Regions from separate parts of the Homo sapiens genome. Here region 1 is linked to region 2. Evidence: chromatin loops called from intact Hi-C (ENCODE). Cell type or tissue: K562. All regions are shown on one strand. Each heading gives the region's core, and the rest is flanking DNA. Links, peaks and the distances in the headings are about the cores only. Region 1 has its middle 9.2 kb from the start of PWP1. Region 2 holds the start of LOC105369964 (a long non-coding RNA gene).

Region 1 (12,383 bases), core at 1,396-9,395, 240 kb before region 2:
AGAAATGTTCCCTAAAGGCTGATTTCACCCCAAACAGTCACTCAGTGATGCGCCTCACTTACCAAGGACACACCCCCAAAAGGCATCTCCTGGCCTCCGGGTCTCACTCTGTTATCGCAGGGTGTGGTGGAGCAGGTGTGGTTGGGTGGCCACCAAGATGGATTTCAGTCTCTTTCCAGGCCCAGGGAACAAGCCGAATTCGAGAGACTTGGCTTTTAGCCTCCTGTTAGAGCCAAGAAAGACTTCAAAGACTCAACGGCTTCTAAGGCTTTTTACATCAGCAAAGTCCTGCAAAGCCTGCAAACGAAGGCTGCTTTGAGGCCTTTCATTCTAAGGACAGAGAAGGTAAATTCCATGGCCACTTTCTCCAGAGCAGCAACTGGGCTCCTTCTTTTTACTTCCATGGGGAGGACAAGAGATTCATTTGCTTTCTGTTGCTGAGAATGCTATCAAAACAAATTTTACTTTTAGCTGCAACCTTTCAAAAGCGTCTTAAGCATAAAGCACGAAAAAATCCCCAAGCTTATGTAGGCATTCTAGTTTTTTCGTGGTTGGTGTTTTTTTTTAACTGTGCCAGTTTCAGCTGAAACATGGTTCTATTGTTTCCATTTCCCACTGTACATACAGCACTGAATTCTTGGGGAGCAAAAGTACGAGGGCAGATTGAGAAACCCCAGTTCATGAGAAGTTTGTTGTTGTGGTGGTTGTTGTTTTAGCAAAGAGAGGAAATCGGTAAATAGCTCTGATGTTGAGACAGCAGGAGGTCAGGACATTGAGCAACGTGCAGGTGGGGTTGTGGACTCAGGGCTGAGCGGCAGGGGGCGCTCCTCCCAGTGCAAGCCTTCAGAAACACCAGCCTTGAGTTGGACGGTTCTGGCTCATTGTGTGGAGTCCTAAGTGGTCACACTCCACACTCCTAAGTGGTCTGGTCACACAGTTGTTTTAAAGAAGGGTAATGGCTCATTAGGTAGATTTGGGTAGGATGCAGCTTGAAGTGGGGCGTAAAATCCTTTCATTGTCCAATGGGGAGGTCACAGTGCAGCAGCTACTCCTTGTACTTGGAATGAGGGAAACAGCGTAATCTAGACTTGAACACGGGCTCAGGAACCAGGAGCGCCAGCCACAGATCTCACTCACTCTCACTGTTGTTTGCAACTTTGGGCAAGTCAAGTAACTTCTCTGCTGGATCACTGCTTCTCCAACTGTGTGAGCATTTGTAGCTTTTTCCCAAATAAGTACTCTACTTCCTGGCTTTCCAAAGTGGAGCCGGACAGTCGCTTCTGCATCATTGGGAGTTTGTTGGCAATGCAGAATGTCAGCCTCGATTCCAGACCTACTACATGGAATCTGCATTTTAACCAGAGGCCCAGTGCTGAGCACACTGAGGTCTGAGAAGGACTGCTCTGTTCTCCCAGGTCACTGCAATGGTATCAGGTTCTTCTGTTCCTCTCTCTCAGAGGATACTTGAAATGATGCCTGAAAAAAAAGACAATCTAGGCCAGGCATGGTGCCTCATGCTTGTAATCCTAGCCCTTTGGGAGGCCAAGGCGGGAGCATCACTTCAACCCAGGAGTTTGGGACAAGCCTGGATAACATAGTAAGACCCCATCTCTACAAAAGAATAAAAAATTAGCTGGGTGTGGTGGTGCACACCTGTAGTCCCAGCTACTTGGGAAGCTGAAGTGGGAGAAGTGGGGAGGATTGCTTGAGCCTGAGAGGTCGAGGCTGCAGTGAGCCATGATCGTACCACTGCACTCCAGCCTGGATGACACAGCGAGACTCTCAAAAAAAAAAAAAAAAAAAAGATCATCTATATATATGGTCAGGACTCAGGTAAGATCCTTAAGATGTCTTTGTATTCATCTGTAATAAGTCATTTTAAGAACTCCATGTTCTCTGAGGCATTTTCTGAAAGTCATTTGTGCACCCATCTATTGCCAATGATTTCTCCTCTCACTAGAGGTGTGAGATGTTTTTCAAACCCGCTATGAATTTCTGTTAAATTACCTTACCCATTAGATGTTTTTTCACCCTGCTGTCTCTCACCAGGGGAACGCTGTGAAAAAGCTTTAGAACACTGTGCAAGCAATCATCCTTTCCAGCCACCTGTTTCTGCTGACAACTTTATGAATAGCTTCTTTACCAATCATTAGACAAAAACCATTCCATTCTGGAGAATGATGACACAGAAGGTTAAGGGCTTTTTCTAAAAGCACATACACATGTGTGAGGTTTGCCAAAACCAGCTTGTGCCCAAAGTAGGACAGATGGGCCACTAAGGGGAAAGAGCAGAGAAAGGGATTCAAGAGAAGGAAGTTTTTGTAAGGCTTGTGCTATAGACTGAGTGACTGTATTCCCCCAAAATTCATAATCATCAATGTGATGGTATTAAGAGACAGGGTGTTTGGGAGATGCGTAGTCATGACAGGGTAGCCCACATGAATGAGATTAGTGCCCCTATAAAAGAGACACCAGAGAGCTCCCTCACCCCTTCTGCCATGTAAGGACACAGTGAGAAGACAGCAGTCTATGAACCAGGAAGCAGGCTCTCACCAGATACTTCATCTGCTGGTGCCTTGATGTTGGACTTCCCAGCTCCAGAACCATGACAAATAAATTGTTGTTTAAGCCACCCAGTCTATGGCATTTTTGTGAGAGCAGCCCAGATGCATTAAGACAGCTTAAAGGGGGCCTTCTGAATGGTACATCTAGGGGGCAAAAGTCACAATTTGAAATGTCTTCCTTAGAAATGTCCTCTGAGAATATAAAAGTAATAATAAGAAATCGATTTTTACAGAATGCCCCAAACTCCTAAGATTTCAGCCTTTAGGTTATGTCCCTGTCATCATATTAATGAAACATGACTTTTTCAGTAGTACAAAGAAGTGTTTCTTTTCACCCAAAGGAGACCGTGGTCCTGTCTACAACATGGCATGAAGGAGGACTGATCAATTATCCAGATAATACAAGGCCAACCTCTCCCCGCCAACACCACTACCACTATACACAACATCATCACGGCCTTCGCTAAAGTATCAGACCAGGGGAGACTAATCACATTACTTGGACAAAGTTTAGCAAACTACCTGCCTCATGAATCCTTCTATTTATTCTGTGGCAGTGGTTCTCTACTGGGGAAGATTTGGCAATGTCTAGAGACGTGTTTGGTTGTCACAGCTGGCAATGGGTTGCTACTATTGGGCAGAGGCAAGGGATGCTGCTGGACATCCTACACTGTGTGGGACAGTCTCTACAACCCAGAATTCTCCAGTCCCAATGTCAGTAGTGCTGAGGTTAAGAAGCTCTGTTCTGGGAGATGGGGTTGAGCCTCCATTCACTGCAAAGCAAAGGAACATTCACAGCAATATTGAAGGAATAGGGGCCAGCACTTCCTCCATGGTTTCTCCAACCACAGGAAAAGCAACATGAACAGCTTCTGGGATGAGCTAGATTGAGCCAAGTCCAATCCCATTCGGCTGTGTCATCACGGGGCAACTTATGATACCAGAGCTCAGGTATTGACAGTTCGGCCCTTCAGAGGGATTTCTGGGGTTTTTAGCTTCTTCCAATCCTGGTACTTTGGCCTAGATTAGGGCTTCTGGGAGGTCAAGAGAAATCCAGGTCACATCCATTTTGGAGGCTCCAATTATAAGGGCAAAAAGAGGTCGGGTGTGGTGGTTCACACCTGTAACCCCAGCACTCTGGGAGGCCGAGGCAGGAGGATTACTTGAGGTCAGGAGCTTGACACCGGCCTGGCCAACATGGTGAAATCCGAATCTACTAAAAAAAAAGTACAAAAGTACAAAAAGAGGCCAAAATAAGATTATAAAAATTTCTATTTATTTTAAATATTTGCACATAAGATATATAAATATTTGCATATAAGAAATTATCCCTTTTACCCCCCCCCCCAGCAATGGAATGCAATGTACTTGTACCATTCACAATATAATTGCAATATTTATACAATTTATGTATTAATTCACAGTGCCCTAGAGACAGGATTGCCTTACAGTAGGGTACAACCTGAAGGAAGCTTTCTTTTCCTTGGTCCTGTCAGTGTGTCTCTGTAACTATAAATATACTTACTTAGAAATAATATTAAAGATCAAAATTTACAGCTTTTTGAGGCTATATCATAAGGAGCAACAAAAGTTCAGAGGCAGGAAATAATAGTTAAAGCATACAAGTACTTACATGTTTATATACATATACGTATAACTATGTATAGTTAAAACATAAAAACTGGATATGTTGGGTAGCATTCTAAGTGATGTGTGCGTGTGTTCAAACTTTTATTATTATTATTATTATTATTTTGAGATGGAGTCTCGCTCTGTCACCCAGTCTGGAGTGCAGTGGTGCAATCTCAGCTCACTGCAACCTCAGCCTCCTGGGTTCAAGCGATTCTCCTGCTTCAGCCTCCTGAGTAGCTGGAATTACAGATGCCTGCCATCCCGCCCGGCTAATTTTTATATTTTTAGTAGAGACGGGGTTTCACCATGTTGGCCAGGCTGGTCTCATACTCCCAACCTCAGGCGATCCACCTGCCTCGGCCTCCCAGAGTGCTGGGATTACAGGTGTGTGCCATGTGTAAACTTTTATAGCAACATTTTGTTGTCATCTTCCTATTTTACAGATGGGGAAACCAAAACGGAGAGTGATTGAGTGACTTGCGCAAGGTCACACACCTCAGGAGTAGGTATGTAAGTAGAATAAGGATTCAAACTGAGAAAGTTCTGCTCCAGAGGCCACCACCCTTACCATTTTCATATGTAGCCTCTCATAAGGAGAGGGGCAGACTCAAGTAGATGTGCAGAATCATAGAAAGGCTTCAGAAAGTCTATAAAGAGTGGTTCAGGCATTGGAGTCAAGCAGATCCAAGTTCAATTCCAGGCTTTGACCCTTATTAGCTGTGAAGCCTTGGGCTCCCTACTTTAACCTAAAGCCTAATGGTCCCCACCAGTCAAGCGAGGCTATGTTGGAATCTGAGAACTAGCCCTGAGGACACAAGGAAAGGGCTCAGTCATCACAGCTGTGTCTGATCTCAGCCTCCGCCTTCTTAGATAATAAAAGTGAGGCTCAGAGACAGAAAGTGGGCTGCCCAGGGCCACACAGCAAACTATTGACAGTCCTCAGCACACCTGGTCCAATGTCCTGTGCATAGCATTGGCAGCTCTAAGCCAACTCATCTAGTCGACTCTGCCCCCTACAGCTTCTTGCCCATTTCAGGGCTCCAGATAGGCTTCTGCCCACCTGCAGGGCCACGCTGCCATACTTGGTGGTCTGTGGCAAAGTGGGTAAAGCAGGAACAACTGGAGAAGACACAGAACAAAACATGTGGGAAAAAAATGTTCAAGGTCCAGGCATAGGCTAGGTGTGGTGGCTCATGCCTGTAATCCCAGCACTTTGGAAGGCAGAGGCAGGAGATTCTTGAGCTCAGGAGTTCAAGATTAGCCTGGGCAACATGTTGGAAACCCGTCTCTACAAAATATACAAAAATTAGTCAGGTATGTTGGTGTGCACCTGTAGGCTCAGCTACTCGGGAGGCTGAGGTGGGAGGAGCTCTTGAGCCCAGGAGGAAAGGGTTGCAGTGAGTGCGGATCACACGACTGCACTCCAGCCTGGACGACAGAGCCAGACCCTGTTTTAAAAAAAAAAAAAAAAAAAAAAAAAGGGTCAGGTGCGGTGGCTCAAGCCTGTCATCCCAGCACTTTGGGAGGCCAAGGCAGGCAGATCACCTGAAGTCAGGAGTTCAAGACCAGCCTCACCAACATGGAGAAACCCCGTCTCTACTAAAAATACAAAATTAGCCGGGTGTGGTGGCGCATGCCTGTAATCCTAGCTACTCGGGAGGCTGAGGCAGGAGAATCGCTTGAACCCGGGAGGCAGAGGTTGCAGTGAGCTGAGATCCTGCCATTGCACTCCAGCCTGGGCAACAAGAGCTAAACTACTCTCAAAAAAAAAAAAAAAAAAAAAATTCCAGGCATAATCCTGGAGTGTCCACTAGGTGGAGCCACACTTCTGCATTCTTGGGTTCCCAAGAATTTAATTTTTTTTTCTATTGAAGAGCATGAATCTGGCTCATACGTGAGGGATTGAGAAGTTTCACTCAACCATTCATTCATTCAATATTTACTCAGCACCCACTCTGTATACCAGGCATGGGAATTCAACACTAAACGCAGTACTTAGGAGCTGTAATTATCATCCGGCAACAAATTCTTTGCTTCTGTGATGAATCTCACAGCCATGCAACAAGTACACCATCCCATCCTTAACAAGGTCTGAGAAGTCATCTTCCATTTATTCTTCCAGTATTTATTTGGCGTGTACTCTCTCCCAGGCCCTGGGCATGCTAAGATGGAAAAGACCATCTAGTGGAGAAGACAAACATATGACCGGTGTCCACTCAGCCTGACCCTACATGGTGACTGACGCCTGCCAAAGCCTGGCTCGAGGGGCGCAGTAACCATGCTCAGATCCTCCTTTCTCCTCTGGCATCACAAATGGGGAGATCAAAACCTTTGCCCAGCCCATCCTTCCTCTGCTTCTCATGAACAGTCTGGTCCATTTCCCTGTCCTCTCAGAATCATGCTGCTGATAAAGACATACCCGAGACTGGGCAATTTATAAAGAAAAATAGGTTTAGTGGACTCACAGTTCCACGTGGCTGGGGAGGCCTCACAATCACGGCGGAAGGTGAAAGGCACGTCTAACAGAGCAGCAGGCAAGAGCAAAAATGAGAATGAAGAGAAAGGGGTTTCTCCTTATAAAATCATCAAATCTCATGAGACTTATTCACTATGATGAGAACAGTATGGGGGAAACCACCCCCATTATTCAATTATCTCAATTATCTCCCGCCAGGTTCCTCCCACAGCACATGGGAATCATGGGAGCTACAATTCAAGGTGAGATTTGGGTGGGGACACAGCCACATCATATCAGGTGGGGTTTCCGATGGCAAGGATGTGATTAATTTCATTATATCCAGGGCTTTGGTGGAGCCTTTCACTTTTCCCTGGGCACGCATTTCTGTCTTTCCTTCCAAAAGAGGTGGCGTGGGTGTGGAAGGAACCACACAGGACTGAAGACGGAAAACACAGGCTCTGTCCCCCATCTTGACGCTTAGATGATGTGTGGTCTTAGATCAGTCACCTCCTTCTTCTCGTTAGTCTCCTCAGCTGTGGTAGATTAAATGTGGCCACAAATTCTTGACAGATCTTCCCATCAGGAGATGGCATCTTTCTCCACTTCCCTTGATTCCGCCAGGCAACACTCTTGTCCAAGTCACCGGCATCTGCCCCTTCATTACTGCAATAACCTCCTCATAGTTCTCCCCACATTCGCTCTGCCCACCCCACCATCCCCACCCCCACATTCCACACACGGGAGTTGGAATGACCTGAAATCTAAGTCAGATGATGTCATTCATCATCCTACGCCCCTACCCACCGCCCTGTGCCTCCCTAACCAACCACCCACAGCAAGACTGCATCTTCTGGCTCCCTGTCACCCCTCTTCCCTGTCTCCTCATTCATACTGCTATAGCCTCACCTCTGGGATTGTGACCCTGGAACCACATAGCTGGTCATCTGGAGACAGACTGGAGCAGAAAACCAAGGTAGAACTTGAGTTGGAAAGCTTATAGGGTTGAAGTTTCACTTTAACGCTGAGGTGTTACACAGAAGCTAGAGGGGGCAGAAAACTACCCAAGTCTGTGGAAAGGAGTTTTTCTGACAGGTGGTGATAGTGGTGGCATCAAGGAGGAGGGGACTGAGGGAATGCAGTTGCTGGTAAAGGGTAGATGGTCAGAATCCTCAGCTGTCACCCAGCAACTTGACGGTGAATAGGATGAAGCAGTCACCAATCAGGCTGTCACAACCACATTTGCTTGCATGTCTTATTTAATTTTCCCTTGACCATAAACCTCTGATCCTATATTAGAATACAGAGCCCTCAGAGGGAAGGGCTGTGTCATGTTCATTTTTGTAGCTCCCTGTCTCCCAAACTGTCCTGCATAAAGATGGCAAAGAAAACAATTGTTGCATGTCATGGGTGACAGTTCTTGCCTCCTCACAGCAGCACCCCAAGTTTCCTCCAGAGAATTCTTGCTGCCAACTCTGTGTTCCCTGTACAGCTAATTCTCTCTCTGGCTCCAGGGCTGGGCATGAGGCTCAGGCTTTGCTGAGCAGAGCATCACCTTCTCCTGACCACAGTGACTGGTGATCATTCCAGAACTGAAGAGGCAAATGAGAGAGAAGTAGAGAGAAATGCAAGTGCTTTTTCTGCCGAGGTTGCAAGTAGTAAAGATGCATCAAGCCTGAAGCTCCTGATGGCTTAATGTTAAGTGAACAGATTGTAAGACAGAAACTAAATATAGAAGAGAGGTCCAATCCTGATGACAGTGGTTTCAGCCCCTAGATCCAGCTATGTCTGAAGCTATTTATGTCAGTAGGTTCTTGAGCTACTAAGCATATACATTCTCTTTCTTGCCCAAGGCAAATGGAGTCGGTTAGCTGTCAATTGCATTCAATAGAGTCCTGACAGACCAACGAATGAATGAATGAATTGATGAACAACTCTACCAGAAAACTTGTGTCACATGACAGACAGGATCCTATCTCAGGAGTCGGGTTAGTATATTGCCATTGCTAACTCTATGACGCTGGGCAAGTTTCCTGATTTTTTTTTTTTTTTTTTTGAGACAGAGTCTTGCTCTGTCACCCAGGCTGGAGTGCAGTGGCACAATCGATCTCTGCTCACTGCAACCTCCGCCTTCCAGGTTCAAGTGATTCTCCTGCCTCAGCTTCCCAAGTAGCTGGGACTACAAGTGCATACCACCACACACAGTTAATTTTTGTATTTTTAGTAGAGACAAGGTTTCACTGGCCAGCCTGGTCTCAAACTCTTGACCTCAGGTGATCTACCCACCTCGGCCTCCCAAAGTGCCAGGATTACAGGCTTGAGCCACCACGCCTAGCCTTCCTAATGTATTTGAACTTCAGTTTAGAACTCTAATATTATTCATTTATTCAACGAATATTTAGTGACATTTGCTGTGCCAGGCACTCTGCCAGGTGTTGGCAATACTGTGGTAACAAGACTCTCACGGCTCTCGTCCTTGTGAAAATGCCAATTCAGTTCTAGAAAAATCAAGTTTCATTTTTGTACACCTGATTTTGTCACTGTCAAATCTATTCATGGTATAAGTCTCTAGCACTTGGTAAGTGGTAGCTATCATTCCTTCCACTCCTTATCAGCTAATATTGTAGGGTCAGCTAGAGGAGGAGCAAGAAACAGAGCCTCGTGCAATGGGGGAGGAGGGTACCATAGGCTTCATTTCCTTCCCAGCACTCAAGCCCATTTAGAAAAAAATGTTTATGAGCCTCAGTACAGATGACACTGAGCTATAGGGTATAACAAGAGCCTGGCATGGCCCAGGATTCGATCCTCTGGGACCCTTAACTAAGAATAGCCAACGTGCCACCAACGACATTTATTCTGGCCTCTGGCAAAGAGACTTTTCTGACTTAAATATGTTCATCAGTTCCTAAGAATCAGGCTTAGAAACAGAGCTACTTAAGCTCAATCTCTTTCAATTCTCATTATAAGGAATTAATCATACCTGCTGCCATGGGATTTTCATTTTTAAAGGGAATTCACAGCTTGGGCTGAAGTGGCAGAATGTCGGAAATAAGTCCTGTAAAAGAGGCTGAGTTTAGCAAGCCCAAAATAACTGGAGTCCTAGCTTACCTTCTGTTATTTAACTTATTCACTCATTTAACAACTATGATTTATCAAGAGCCCACCCTGCACCAGGCACCATGCTGGTTGTGACAGCAAACCTGACAGGGACTGGGCCATCATGGAGCAGAAGCTGGCTCATGAGAAGGCAACCCACGGGGGCAAAAGACCTAGAGTCAAATACTCAAACCTAAGCCCATTCCCGTATACAAGGTGAGCCCACGTGAGCCTAGCCAGGGGTTAATACATCAGCCTCTGCTAAGAAATCAGTTCATGCGCTCTATTCTAAATACAGCACATTTCTCACCTGCTTTATTATTGCTGCATTAAAAGATGACCTCAAAACTCAGCAATTTAGTACTTACTACCACTAAACTATACTCTTAAAAATGGTTAAGTTCGAGGCTGCAATGAGTTATGATCATGCCACTGCACTCCAACTTGGATGACAGAAATGTAACCAGGCACCCCCATTTTTTAAGAGAATGAGTTATTTTTTAAATTTCATTATTCTTTTCTCTTTTCTCCTTTTCCCCTGTTCCCCACTTCCTACTTAGCTCTTTAGAAATGCCATTATAACGTTTTACCTTCCCTTCACCAGATACTCTCTACAGGGCAAGCTTATCTAACTATGTGCTTAAAAGCTCCAGAGTGGAAATTTCTCCCACCAGGAGCCTGCCTCAAGAGACAACAGTCAATTTACAACCATGGGGTGTCTCCTACAAAACACTCTCTCACCTGGAGAGTATCTGGAGACAAGCGCCATTTTTACAACTTAATTCTGCCCATGAAGCACCAGCTCAACCATCTGGTAGTTAAGGCACTGAAGCAAGTCACATAGGCCCCTACTTGCCTGGCCCCTACTTGCCTGCCCCCTCCCATGCATGCCATTCATGCCACATCCCCCTTTAAAAGCCCCAGCTTTCTGCCCCAGAAGTGAAGTGGTACCTTAAGGCAGGAAGCCTATACTTCTTCCCTTAAGCTAGCTAGCTTTGGAATAAAAAGTCCTTTTTTTTTTTCTTTTTTTTCTGAGACAGAGTCTTGCTTCTTCACCCAGGCTGGAGAGCAATGGTGCGATCTTGGCTCACTGCAACCTCCGCCTCCCAGGTTCAAGCAATTCTCCTGCCTCAGCCTCCCAAGTAGGTGGGATTACAGGCATGTGCCAGCACGCCTGGCTAGTTTTTGTGTATTTAGTAGAGACAGGGTTTCACCGTGTTGACCAGGCTGCTCTCAAACTCCTGACTTCAGGTGATCCACCGGCCTTGGCCTCCCAAAGTGCTGGGATTACAGGCGTGAGCCACTGCACCCGGCCAAAGTTTACTTTTTTTATACCAGACCTCATTCTTGTTATTGGACTCTGCAAGAAGGGAGCACCAAACCTGCAACTCAGGGTTTTCTTTTTTTTACTTTTTATTTTTCTTTTTTGAGACAGGATCTCACTCTGTCACCCAGGCTGGAGTGCAGTGATGCAATCATGGCTTACTGCAGCCTCAACCTCCTGGTCTCAAACAATCCTCCCACCTCAGCCTCCCAAGTAGCTGGTGTTATGGGATCTTTGAGGTGTCGATTTTCTGGCCAGAAACCTCTGTGGCAGGTGGCACCTTTGCCCGAGTTCTTGTCCTGAGTCCAGGACGAATGGGGAACACAGACAAGTGAAGGGTGAACAAGCTGAAGATAAACTTTATTAAGTGTTAGAACAGCTCAGAGAAGACCCACAGTGGGTAGCTCCTCTCTGTAGGTAGGTCGGCCAATCGAGTGTTCAGCTGTCAGCAGACAGGAGGCCCTAGAGAGGGTGGCTCCTCTCTGCTGGCAAGTCGTAGTATCATCTCCAGCTATCAGCAGAGGAGAGCTGCTCTCTGCAGCTGATCCTCCCATAGTCTCAACATCCTCTGCGTCCTCTGCCCTGCTCTGGCCATCCTCTCTCGTGCTCTGGCTGAGACCGGGCTTTTATGGACCTCAGAGGGGAGGAAGTACATGCCGATTGGTCCATGGGTGGCCATTGGCAGCCCAGAAGAGGTACCACGAGTCCCTACTCCCAACCTCGGAACTGGGAGCTGGCCCCCAGCTTTCAGGCCCTCCCTGGTCTGAAGGTCAGGCCTTACTGGGGAACCGCAGCCCAGGAATCTATTTGCCTCCTGATGCCATTCATGGCCCTGGCGCTCATCCCCAAGCCCGCTCCAAGATCTGAGCAGGTTCCAAGAGAGGAGAGAAGTCAGGCAGCAGAAGCAGACAGCCCTGAGTGACAGAGTTGTGGGGGCCCTTCCCGGGCCCCTGAGGGCACAGGCTATATAGATGGCCCAGTCCTGCACCTGAGAGGGCAGCCACAGCTGCACCCTGGGAGTTCCCACCCCGCCAACTTGGGAGGGGCAGGGATCCCACTTGTCCCCAGCTCCTGCCTGCTCTGCGGAGCAGGAGGCCCAGGTCTGCAGCCACTGGTCGGGCGGCTGCAGCTGCACCTGGGAGGGCAGATCCTGCCTGCTCCCGCCACTCCCACCAAGAGCACAGGGAGCCCCAGATCCACAGCTGCAGTTTGGGTGGCTGCTGCCTGCTCTGTAAAGCAGGAGGCCTGGGTCTGCAGCTGCAGTTTGGGTGACTGCAGCAGTACCCCGGGAGCTCCTGCCCCAACTCAGAAG
Region 2 (12,383 bases), core at 1,739-9,738:
TAATAATTAATATTTGGATAAGGATGATAAGTTTTTCATGTTACAGATGACCACCCAGGTGAGAAAAGCTGCTTTTGAGTGTTTTTCTGTCATGTTTTTTGAGCAGTAAATCTTAATTCACTTCAGTCAGTATTCTAAGTGTGTAATAATGACCCTTGGTGGTCTCCTTCTTACTCTCCTAGACCCAGCTCAAATATTACTTATTCTGATTCCCTGAGACGAGGAAGTCATCTTTTGGGCTCTCTTAGGAACCTGTCTGTACCACTAGTTCCCCATTTCTGGTTAAGCATGTGTCTGTGTCTGTATGTGTGTGCGTGTGTGTGTACATGCGCACATGTGGAGATTGCACAATAATCAATATATGTTATTTTAAACTGATAAATTTGTGGTAATTTGCTACACGATCATCTGTAGCAATTACATTAAGTAACCTGTGAAAGGCTGCCCAACTCCTCAGTGATGGAGCTGTGAAGAATGAGAAGAGGGAACCAACATACTTCTTGGAAGATTCTCAGCCACAGGAACTGAAAGGCAAAGGATTTTCTGATTAGTACTCAAATAACTGGAAAATTCAATTAATCAGAGCCTCATTCCAGGCCCTAAGATTCATCAGGAGTTTCTGGATTTGAAATCATAGTTTCTGTAGCAATTGGGACAAACACTGGGGCTACCTTGATGCAGCTGAGAAGTACAGTGACTGCAGAGCTGGGGGAAGAAAGTTCTACATCAGATGCATGCAAAGAGCTGATTCAGAACAGCTTAGCTTTTCCATTTTGGAAATGTGGTTGGGGTTTCTTATTGAGGAGCAGCTATCTGACTTTGTGCCTCTGCTATATTTCTCTCCATTGAACCACATGGGCTGAAAAATTACATCTCTGGGCTATGACCTATTCCTTTTAACAACAAAGAATGACTCTGTGCAGGTGGCCACCACCACCACTACCAAGGTTACAATAGCAGCTCACAGTCATTTCAACCTTTCCTGAATCTGACACAGAGCCCACCTATGAGAGCCATGGAATATATGGGCAGGCTCATAATTTGGCACCCTTTAGTCATCATTCTGCAATATTTACTTGTCATGTATTTATTGGAGGTCAGGAAAATGAAATTGCTATTAATATACTCATACACCTTTTTCAGACTTAGAACTTGGATTAGATTCTTCACACAAAACAGGAAAGGAGAAAAAGTAGGAAAGGAGAAAAATAGGAAAGGAGAAAGAGTTGATTCTAGTCACTCACACCCAGCAGCCAACACAGAGTCAACGACCTGAAAGTATGGGGCAAAATATTCTCTCCTTTTCTCTACTCCATTTCCTCACTTCACTTTTCCTTTGCAGCTTCTTAGGAAACAGATTAAAGGATCAACATTTGGATCATGAAATAAACCACATTTCCAGGAGAAAGCTCTGTATTATGGCTGAGTGCAGTGCAAATCCTCAACAGACAAGAGTTGTTGTTGTCTGTTGTCTCAGCACACTAGTGATGAGAGTCTTCCATTTTTTCACTCATGTTTGCTGTTTTGTCTGGAAGAGGTGTCTGATTTGCATTGTGCCAGTTCTGAGTGTGTGCAAACCTGAGATAACTGGCTACGCATTGCCAGTCTAGTCTAGGGCTAGATTTTGTGCTCCCTGCCTGAGTGGCCTATGTCTTAACCTTGTCAGTCTCTGCTGAGCACTTTGAAGAAGGCACCTCATGTTTTCCTCCCTACCACTCTCTGAGGCAGGTACTGTTGTTGACCCCATTGCCCAAGCTCACTCAGCCATTAAATGGCAGTGCTGAGATTTGAACCCAGCACAGCCTGCCCCAGAGCCTGTGCTCTGGGATTCAGCACTAGGATTCAGCACTTCCTAGGAGCTCATTTAGTGTTGTTGAGGGGTGGCCACATCAAAGGTAAACCCCAGTGTAGCCAGTATGAAAGCAAATGTGAGCTGCTTTGTTGGGAGAAGCAAGGCAGGGAAGGTGTGGGGAGGTATACATGCGCCTGAGCCTCTGTCACAAGTGACAGACTCCCTAGAGGCTAAAGAACCAAGACTTTGGCATATCTCAGATTTGGACAATACTCATTTGTTTTTATACATTCAATTCATTCATTCATTCAATAGGTATTTATCAGGAGCTCAGAGAGCTCTGTGGAGGGTCCCACTGACTCAAACTCCTTCTTCCTTCTCTGAAAATGTCCCTTTACCACCTGGCTGCTTCCTCCTTCTTTTGATATCCAGCTCCAATTTCAACTTCCCCAGCCTTGGTTAGTGTTCCCTCTAGCGTGTATTTCTTAAGTTCTCATTATTGGTTCTTCATCCATTTGTCTCACTAGATTGTAATTGCCCCGAGAAAAAGACTTGCCTTTCAGCTCTCTATGCTCAGTGCCCAGCATAGAGGTCTAGCACAGAATCATCACTCGATACATGTTTTAATAAACTGATATAAAGCACTTGCCTTTTTCTACCATGTGTAAGATGACTTTCCTGAGTGGCGACATGGTTTACAAGGGTTGCATTTTTAGCACTTGGGTGGGGTGGAGACACAGCTTGGGCCTCGGGGTCAGCCCAACTTGTGGTAGAATTGTAGCCCTTGTGGTTTAGACTAGAATCCAGCTTATCTTCTGTACCCAAGACCTGTTATTAATTACTTGGGTGACTTCAGGCAAATTACCTGAGATCTTTATCCCTGTCCATCACTTGTGAATGCGCACTTTATAGGGTGGGTATGAACTTTTTACCCTTATTTTAGTTAAAATATCATGAATTTTGTAGTCTCTTTCTGCAAACAGCCCTCCATGCTAAATCTTGAAAAAAGGAAGATACATACTTAGAGGTACTCTGCTTCTTTTAGGCAGAAGTTGATTCTTTTAAGATGAAAAGAATTAATCTGAACTATGTCACATTCTAGACTTAGGATTAAGCTTTTTTCCTTCCCTTTTTAAAAGATTTTTAAACATTTCCAACTTTGAAGTTCAGCGGTGCCTGTGCAGGATGTGCAGGTTTGTTACGTAGGTAAACCTATGCCATGTGCCACAGTGGTTTGCAGCACACATCATCCCATCACCTAGGGATCCATTGGCCATACTTCCTGATGCTCTCCCTCCTCCCACTCCCCACCCTCCGACAGGCCCCACTGTGTTGTTCCCTTCCATGTGTCCATGTGTTCACATCATTTAGTTCCCACTTATAAGCCAGAACAGGTGGTATTTGCTTTTCTGTTCCTGCGTTTGTTTGCTGAGGATAATGGCCTCCAGCGCCCTCCACATCCCTGCATAGGACATGATCTCATTCCTTTTTATGACTGCCTAGTATTCCATGGTGTATATGTAGCACATATTCTTTATCCAGTTAGACTTAATTTTCTATTGATTACAGAAGAGAGTTTTCTTCCTTGTTTGCCCCAGGCCAGGAGACTTGATGCTGGGCCTATGTTCTCTAGGTAAGATATATGTGTAAGTGATTTGTCCAAGTTTGAATTAAAAGCAAAAATGTTTGAAAAAGCAATCCACATTAAAAAAGACTAAACGTGTAGAGTCTGGACTTCTAGGGATGATCCAGTCTACTCCAAGTCAGAGACCTGTGCTTACAGGCAGGGATGAGTCCCCCGCCTGTGCCTTCCCTGGGGCCACTTGATCCTGGGCTTAAACCCAAACCATCCCTTAAACCCCAAACACTATTTAATACTGAGTCCTTTTAGCCATTGAGCTGTGCTGCTTTCCACACCCCATTAGGTAGGTTACAGGAAATTTTAATCCGTTAAATCTGTCACTGCTCATGTAAGTCAATACTCTCTTCACACTTGATTTATGGAGCAGAGACATGAGAATTCTTATTGTACAGAAGCAATAACAAAGCTTTATTATAAGTTACACAGAAGACACACAAGGGTTCTGGGGGAAAAAACGGGAGAGGAGAGTCAACTGTAGGCAGCAGGGAGTATCCCACCTGCTTCAGGACTGGAGTGAAATAAACCAAGGGCCCTCTGTCTATTGCTATGAGGACTCTGACCACTGGGATAAGACAATTGAAGAGCCTCACACCACCTACTTTCAGACTAAATCTTCAGGGAAGGGGTGGGACTGGAATGCTACCTCTGTCTATTGCTATGAGGACTCTGACCACTGGGATAGGACAATTTAAGAGCCTCAAACTACCTACTTTCAGACTAAAGCTTCGAGGGAAGGGGTGGGACTGGAATGCTATATCTCTAGCCCTCCAGGATGGCAGAGGTAGGGGCTAGCCTTGCATTTCCCAACTAAACAGGCTCACACAAAGTCCAGCCTGGGGGGATGGGTGGGCACTGGCTCCAGGAAGTTCTCCTCTCAGACCAGCATTTCCCTCTTGGACCCCAAGGGAGTGGAACCCAACCTGGAGGAGGAAGGCCCTGCAGAACCCTGGACAGGGGATGAGGGAGACCTAAAGGTGAGGTTCTGCCTTTCTGTGCCCACATGGGAAGTACGGTTCCTAGGGTCAGAGGCTGGCGCAGGCATGCACCTAGGGGCAGCCTTGCTTGCAAGTGGTATTAGGCCCCCAACTTGAAATGTGGGGTTTCTGCTTGGGTAGCCCTCTAGGGATGTGGCTTAAAAAGCATGGGCAACAGTGCCTGCGAACAATTATTCCTGGCGCTGGGTCCCATGGTTTGGGTGCTCTGGCTACAGGGACTACTGCTGTTCAGGCCCAAGCTTCCCCCACGAAGTGTGTGGTGCTTGGGACCCCTCTCTTTTTTGCTGCAGTGCTCTGTATCTGCCTGATGATGAGGAGGGAGCAGGGTCAGCAAGGCTGAGACCAGGAAGTATGAAGAGGTGACTGGATGGAGCTCTAAGGGGGAGAACAGGGGCCCTGGTGAGCTGTGCTTCCTCCCAGACACAGGAGGCATAGAGGTAGCCACTGCAGCAGATTCCAGGAGGGCTACTGGGCCTGGGCAGTCTTGCGTCCTGCGTCCCTCCTCCTGTGCATTAGTCCCAGAGGGTGGAGGGGGTCTGGAGAGGCAGTGGGCAGAGGAGCCATTGCTGCCGCAGGTGGTGGCAAAATATGGGAAGGCTGCAAGGCTCCCCAGTCCCGGATGGCCTTGGCCTCACCCCACAATGCACTTTTGATGCATAGCAGCACTGTTTCCTTCTCCAGGTCCAGGTCTTCAGCCGTGAGTCGGAACCCCAGCTGGGAGGGAGGTACAGCGTCAGAGGCTCCCCTCGCCTGCATGGCAGCAGAGGAAACTTGCATCGAAGGGGCCAGTACTGTGGATGCGAGGGAGCCATTCTTGGAGGTGAGTTTCTGCCCTTGTGTTGCATCTGCTGCCTTTTCACTCCAGATCTTCCTCTGGGAAACCTCTGTAGCCAAAGAGGGAGACCAGGGTCCCTCCTCACTCACTGTCTTTGAGCTCCGGAGGGGCAGCCGGGAGAGGAATGAGGCTGGCCCCCTCCTCCTCTTCAGTGGCGGGAAACCTCCTGTGGTGCTGTGTGAGCTGGAGACAGCATTTTGGGGGCAGGAGCTCACCTAGAAAGGCTGGGATTTCTTGTTCAATCTGACTTCTGATTTCTGGGCATGGAGGTCTCTCTGCAGAGGCCCAGACTTGGGCACGACAGAAGAGAGGCCTCCATTGACCCTCAAGGACCTAAATGTGATCTGTGCACCCCCAGTATCATCAGGCCCCTTTCTCTAATTATCGAGAACCTCTGTGACTCCAAGGTCCTTGTCCTGCTCAGGTATCCATTTCCTCAGGGTCCATTTGAGGGCCCTCAGAGGGCCTTCAAAACCAAAAACAAAACACAGGGTCTGCAGTATCTTAGGATGTTGTCTCCAAGAGGCTCTAAGAAAAGCCAGTGTAAAGTCACTGAATTCTTGGAGTTGGTCCAGGACCAAGGGTAAGTGCAGAAGCCGGGGCAGCCAAGGAACGGGCCAAGGGCAGGCAGCCAGCTGCCCTGCCAGCCCCCTGCAGGGGGCGCTGTGGAGCAAAGCTTTCACGGGTAACGGGCAAAGGGGAGCAGTAGTGTCAAGTCAGGTCTTGGCAGCACAGCGAGGTTGGCGAGTTCTCCTTGGCTGCCAACTCAGCCAAAGGCTCATCCTGCACTGTTGGGCCTGTTGCTGGGATGCACCTTTGGAATGTGTGAGCCAAGAATGGGCGCGCATGCTCATGGAACCCGCAAGGAAGGCGCACCGGGGAGGAAAGGGAGGGGGCAGAGATCACCCTAGGAATGTGCACAGGGGGCAGCTGCCGGTGGAGGGTGTTTGGTATGAGGGAGACAGGCTCATGGGGAAATGCAGCTGGCCCTCCCGCACTGGGGCCCCAGCGCTGACAGGGGACGGCGTAGGACGGGGATCCCTTGGGCTAGGAGGGCGAGAACTGCTGCGCCATCAGGTGGCAGCTTTGGGGTCAGCACCCTCGAGATGTCCTGCCCTTTCTCCAGCGGAATTGGGAAGAGCCCCTCAAGGGCTAAACAGATTCTGACGGGGTCTCTTGTGGTGGGGAGGACAGGTGGAGAGAGACATGCTTCCCTTATAACCCAGCAATCCTGTTCCATGTATTTGCCCAAGAGAAATGAAAACTTCTGGGTGGATGTTTATTCACCCATAACCTGTATGTAGATGGTTTTGGTTGCATTAGTCTTATCTCCTTGACATAGGACTTTTCATTTTATCCATTTTGTCTTGAATGTGTATGGAATTATTTTTAGGTGGTTGTTCTGGGGATTAGAATATTTATGCCACACTTTTCAGTCTAATAAGAGGTGTATCTTACCAACTCGAGTAATATGTGAAAGCCTAACAGTCATATACATTCATGTGGCTCTTTATGTTATGGTTGTCATATGTATTCCATCTACAAGCCTTGAAGCCCCACATCCCTTTCAAATGATGATATGTTTTCATGGTTTGGAAGCAGCTCATCCTGGAAGCGCAGAACCTGCCAGGCGTCTTGCACTTCCTCCTCCCAGTCCCCCTAGGGTTAAAGGCTGCACTCTAAGAAGGCACTAGCCTGTCCCCAGGAGTCTATCCAGATCCCTGGAGGGCTCCATTTCTGCAGGACGAGGCTACCCCTTGGAATAAATCCTCTCTGCTTCTGCCCAGCCCTGTAAGGGGCACCTTCCATTCTTTCTCCAGCAGGCTTTCCTCTGCTGACAGGGAAGGAGACAGTGTGGGGCAGAGAGGGATTTATCCTCTTCTCCTTGGGCTGAGGAGAGGGCTGGGAAGTCCTCCAGGCAGCATCTAACTTCCTCACTCTTTGGGCTGCTGTAAGTGGCCTTCCAGGTCCTTCCTGCTATTTTCATGTTCAAAAATTGAAATTTGAGTTTTCTGAGCTGGAATTTCCTCTGTTTAAGGCTGCTAGGAAAAATGGCTGCCAGGGGTCCTGTAAAGCAAAGCTTGCTTGGAGAATGGGCGAAGATGTATGTGTAAGTGATTTGCTCAAGATTATGCAACCTCCCTGGGCATAGCCCCCACTTCCTTGGGAATTTCCTAGCATGTCCTGGAACGGGCCTCCATCATTCCCCATTTCCTGCTGCATGAGGAGACATTGCCCCCTACATGAACTAGATAGTGTAATATCTGCCCCTGGTGTGTCCGGAATTGGTTCCTTCTGGTGGGTTCTTGGTCTGCTGACTTCTAGAATGAAGCCACGGACCCTCGTGGTGAGTGTTACAGTTCTTAAAGATGGTGTGTCCGGAGTTTGTTCCTTCAGATGTTCAGATGTATCCGGAGTTTCTTCCTTCCAGTGGGTTCGTGGCAGCATCCAATCACTATGGAGCCACTGCTTACTGACACCTAGCCCCAAATGACCAACCTAAAACTGACACCCCACAGTTCCCCCATGGTGCATGCTTTTTGTCCCTGCAAGGAGTAATAAACCCAACTTGCTCCACTGCACATGTGTTCCTGGAGGGTATTGACTGGCCTCTTGAGGGGCTGCCTGGGCTCTGCCTCTGTCATCATGTAAAGATGATGGTGATCGACAACACAGGGTTTTCTGTGTGCTGGGCGCTGTTTTGAGTTCCTCGCATATACTCATCTGCATTTTATCCTCACAACAGCTCTGAGGAGGGGGCACTATTCTTATCTCTGTTTTGCAGATGGAGGAGCTGAGACACTCAAAGGATTAACCCCCTGGCCCAGGTCACCGACTTGTAAGTTGCTGAAGTGGGATTTGAACCCATGTGGTCTGGCTCCATAGTCCACGCACTGAGCTAGGGCCTAACCAGGCTTCGAGCCTAGACAAAACACAGGTCCTGACCTGCCTTCATCCTGTGCAGGTCGTGGAGTTCATTGGAATGTGATGGGAAGGAGGAGAAGAAGGAGAAGGTGATGGAGAGTCTCCTGGAGGCAGCTGAATTTTTGGCATGGCCGAGAAGACCTGGGGTGGACCCTTGACCCGCATTGGGCCCACTCTTGCTTCTCTCCCGGGAACTAAGACTTAGGATTTATGAATGCTGGTCTGTCTGTGCAGGAATGGTGTGTGAGGGTATGTAAGCTAGGGAACTGAGTGGTGACATCTGCCCTGGACACTGGGAGGACATTTGGGAAAGATGGAGCAGCAAGTAGAGAGAGAAGCAGAGATGGGGGAGCAATTCAAGGGGAGAGTGAGAAGGGAGAGAACCAAGAGGGAGAGGGAGAGGAAGATAGAGAGGGAGGCAGAAGGACAGGGTCAGGGACAGGGCTAAGAAGGAATGGAGAGAGAGAGAGGATGGAGGAAAAGAGGGAGAAAAACAGACATATATATACACACACACACACATACACACACATATATACATATATGTATACATATATGTGTATATATACATATGTGTGTATATATATGTGTGTATACATATGTGTATATATACGTATATATACACATATATGTGTGTATATATATACACACACACAGAGCAGACACACACACACACACAATCCATTTCTCCGGTGCCTGCATGTTAGTCCCAGTGGTTCTCTGCTCCTGCCTGGGAGAATCTACTGTCCCTTGCACCAGGGGTGGCACAGACATGGGATGGTTGGGACCTCTGGCTGGACCCTTCAGCAACCAGACCCTGGCCCACACCTGATGCTGTGGTGGATGAAGGGAATCCCAGCAACTGTTGCTCTCAGGCCCCAAAAGAAGTTGTCCAGTGGAGTCAGGAGGTTTACAGTATGTCTGGGAATACATTTTCCTCCAATCCTGTCTTGCTCTTGCCAACAATTTCCCAGGCAAATAGTGAATTGTTTTATTTGTTTGCTTTATGTTTTGAAGAGAGGGAGGCAGCATGGTGATTTGTGAAGGGCTGAACTCAGACAGACCTAGGTTTAAGTTCTGGTCATCTCACTTGCTGTGTGACCTTGGACAAGTCACTTCACTTCTCTGAGCCTCTCTCCAACAACGGGGCTAATAATCCCTGCCTTATAAAGTTGTGGTGATGATTAAAAAGTGGCTGGGAATGGTAGCTCTTGGAAATAGTAGACAGTCAATAAATGTCAGTTTTCTGCTCTTCAGTCCTTTAAAGTTACTGTACAGCAGGTCCTGGAATAATACTAAAATGTTTCATTATAATGTTGGTGAGAAAAAGAAAAATCAATTCCCAGCCAAGGCCATCATCTGGGTGCAGTCTGTACATTCTCCCCATGTGTTCATGGGTTTTCTCTGGCTCTCTGGTTTCCTCTCATATTCCCAGGATGTGCACATCAAGTGAATTGGCATGTCTAAATGGGCCCAGTCTGGGCCAGGTGTGGTGGCTTACACCTGTAATCCCAGCCCTTTGGGAAACCAAGGAGGGAGGATCACTTGAGCCCAAGGGTTCAAGACCAGCCTGGGCAACATGGTGAAACCCTATCTCTCCAAAGAATACAAAAATTATCGGGGGGTAGTGGTGCACCCCTGTAGTCCCAGCTACTTGGGAGGCTGAGGTGGGTGGATCACCTGAGCCTGGGAGGTCAAGACTGCAGTGAGCTGTGATCACGCCACTGCTCACCAGCCTGGGTGACAGAGAGGGACTCTGTTTCAAAAAAAATAAATAAAATGGCCCCATCTGAGTGAGTGTGGGTGTGGGTGTGAGTGTGCTCTGTGAGGGGATGGCATCCTGTCCAGTGTGGTTTATTGCCTTGTGCCCTGAGCTGCCAGGATAGGCTGTGGCCACCTGCAACCCTGAATTGGAATTACTGGGTTAATGATTATCTTACTTGTTTTTATTAATCTTTCTTAAGTGTATGTATAGCTCACATTTATTTCAATGTTTAATACTAGAAATGTTTTGGTCTTCATTTAGAAGTTTAGTGATGTTTGGCCGGGCGCGGTGGCTCACGCCTGTAATCCCAGCACTTTGGGAGGCTGAGGGGGGCGGATCACGAGGTCGGGAGATCGAGACCATCGTGGCTAACACAGTGAAACACCGTCTCTACTAAAAATAGAAAAAATTAGCTGGGCGTGGTGGCAGGTGCTTGTAGTCCCAGCTACTCGGGAGGCTGAGGCAGGAAAACGGCGTGAACCCGGGAGACGGAGCTTGCAGTGAGCCAAGATTGCGCCACTGCACTCCAGCCTGGGCAACAGAGCGAGACTCCATCTCAAAAAAAAAAAAAAAAAAAGTTTGGTGATGTTTTTGTGGCCAGAAATATGCCTGTAGAAACTTAACTCTAGTTAATATCCATTAGCCTATGGTAACATCGGTGTTGTAGTACATTGTTTCACTTAAAGTTGCAGTTTCCAAGAATCTGTTAATGACATTAGGTGAGGACTTACCCTATTAGTAAAATTTACACTTGACAAGATTTTAAAAAATATTTTTCACTGACAAATAGAATTGTATTTACTTGTCTGTTATTTCAATAAATTCACAGGAATGAAACTAACATCTGGCACCTATATTTTAACTTTTTAATGTTCTTACTACTGACTGTAAATGATAAATATAACAAGGAAATTTTTATCAACATATAAATGCTTTTCTCAAACATAGTGGGCTCTTTCTCTGGTTGATTGTGCTGATGAAGATGGCAGTAATGGCTTCCATTTCTTGAGCACTCACTGTGTGCCTGTCGTGTTGGTGATGATGAAGATGGTAGTACTGGCTTCCATTTCTTGAGCACTGCTGTGTGCCTATCCTGATGGTGATGATGAAGATGCAGTAACAGCTTCCATTTCTTGAGCACTCACTACCGTGTGCCTGTCCTGATGGTGATGATGAAGATGTAGTAGTGGCTCCCATTTCTTGAGCACTACTGTGTACCTGCTTTGCACTTTACTTGAGTTATCCCATTTGCCCTTCATAACTCTGTGAGGGGCTCCTATTGGGATCTCCTCTGCAGAAGATGACGGGGAGAAAAGGAGGATGGACAAAGGTGAAGGGACAGCATGGTGCTCCTCCTTGCTGATCCACGTGGTTGGAATGGAGGCTGAGAGAAAAAATGGGCAGAGCCAGAAATCCCAGGACCTGGTGTTAGTGGGATGTGGGGCTCAGCTGCCCACCTGTGGCCCAGAGCAGTGGAGGATGCCTTGGCTGTGCCCTGGCACACAGCCCTCTACCTCCCTGGCATCTGAGCACTGGGGACTGTGGCAGTGGGGTCAGTGCCCTCAGCTGGACACAGAGCAGAACTTGAGAAATATGGGCCCCTGAGCCCACAGGACCCAGAGACCCAGCACCCAGGGAGGCTTGGGTGTAGAAGAGGGACGCCCTCAGCTAGCACATGGGGGCTTGAGGTCCTGTTGACTTCTAAGGGACCTCATCTGATCTCCCCGCTGGGGACATCCAGCATGCAGGCTTCCTTCCTGGCTCCTCTGTCAACCTTTGTCCCAGCCTTCAAACTTTCTCTTCCCAATGCCATTCTGACACTTCGTCAGTTCCCCTTCTAGTCCACTAGATGCTGCTCTGCACCCACCTGAGCACCACCATTTCTAATTCCTTCGATCCTAGTTTGGTAGAGACAGGTGAGCTGGTCAGCCCTTTCCCAGGAGGCAGACTGGAGACCAGAGTGCTTACCAGGGCTCTTTGCCATACGGTAATGATTTAAACTTCAATCACTGTAACTTGTGGAGCTCTTTTCACGGATTAGCTCCGGTAACCCCCACAGGCCCCCATGATGTATGTTCCCATCCTACATATGAGGAAATAGTATCTCAGGGAGATGATGTGACTTGCTCAGGGTTACACAGCAAATACCTGGACAGGGTGTGACTTGACAAAGCTTTTTGTCCAAGTTAAAATGCCAGAGACATAATATTGCAATAATGCCAGTAGAAGTTGCTATTTATTAAGCTCCTACTACTGGGCGAAGCTTGCAGAATACAGAGATGAATATGACAGACCTATTCCATGGGCAGTTTGTCATGTGTCCACTCCCCTGGGAACCTCAAGGGCAGCGCCCATGTGTCCCCAGCACTGAGCACAGAGCATGCCATAGAGGAGGGTCTCAGCTAATGTTGGCTGAATCAGTGAATGAA

The links. Peaks named below come from ENCODE experiments on the same cell type or tissue, not always from the same donor. Only the 100,000 strongest peaks of a DNase experiment are listed, where the experiment ranks them.
Region 1: a loop joins it to region 2, with 3 times the contacts of the local background. A loop is called at or near these places in 4 of 110 quality-filtered maps.

The regions. Positions count from the first base shown.
Region 1 is chr12:107,670,423-107,682,805 of GRCh38, forward strand. No RefSeq gene overlaps it. Among named protein-coding and RNA genes, the nearest start is that of PWP1, 9.2 kb to the right of the region's middle. In K562, for the core only: a CTCF peak has its summit at 6,017 (motif pointing right); a DNase peak (open chromatin) is centred at 6,024; H3K27me3 peaks cover 2,537 bases.
Region 2 is chr12:107,906,585-107,918,967 of GRCh38, forward strand. It overlaps LOC105369964 (a long non-coding RNA gene), which reads left to right and starts at 6,167. Exons shown (of 4, transcript XR_945320.2): 1 at 6,167-7,374; 2 at 8,050-8,103; 3 at 8,230-8,438; 4 at 9,207-9,704. In K562, for the core only: CTCF peaks have their summits at 5,919 (motif pointing right) and 6,348; DNase peaks (open chromatin) are centred at 5,927, 6,327 and 8,057; H3K4me3 peaks cover 460 bases; H3K27me3 peaks cover 2,165 bases.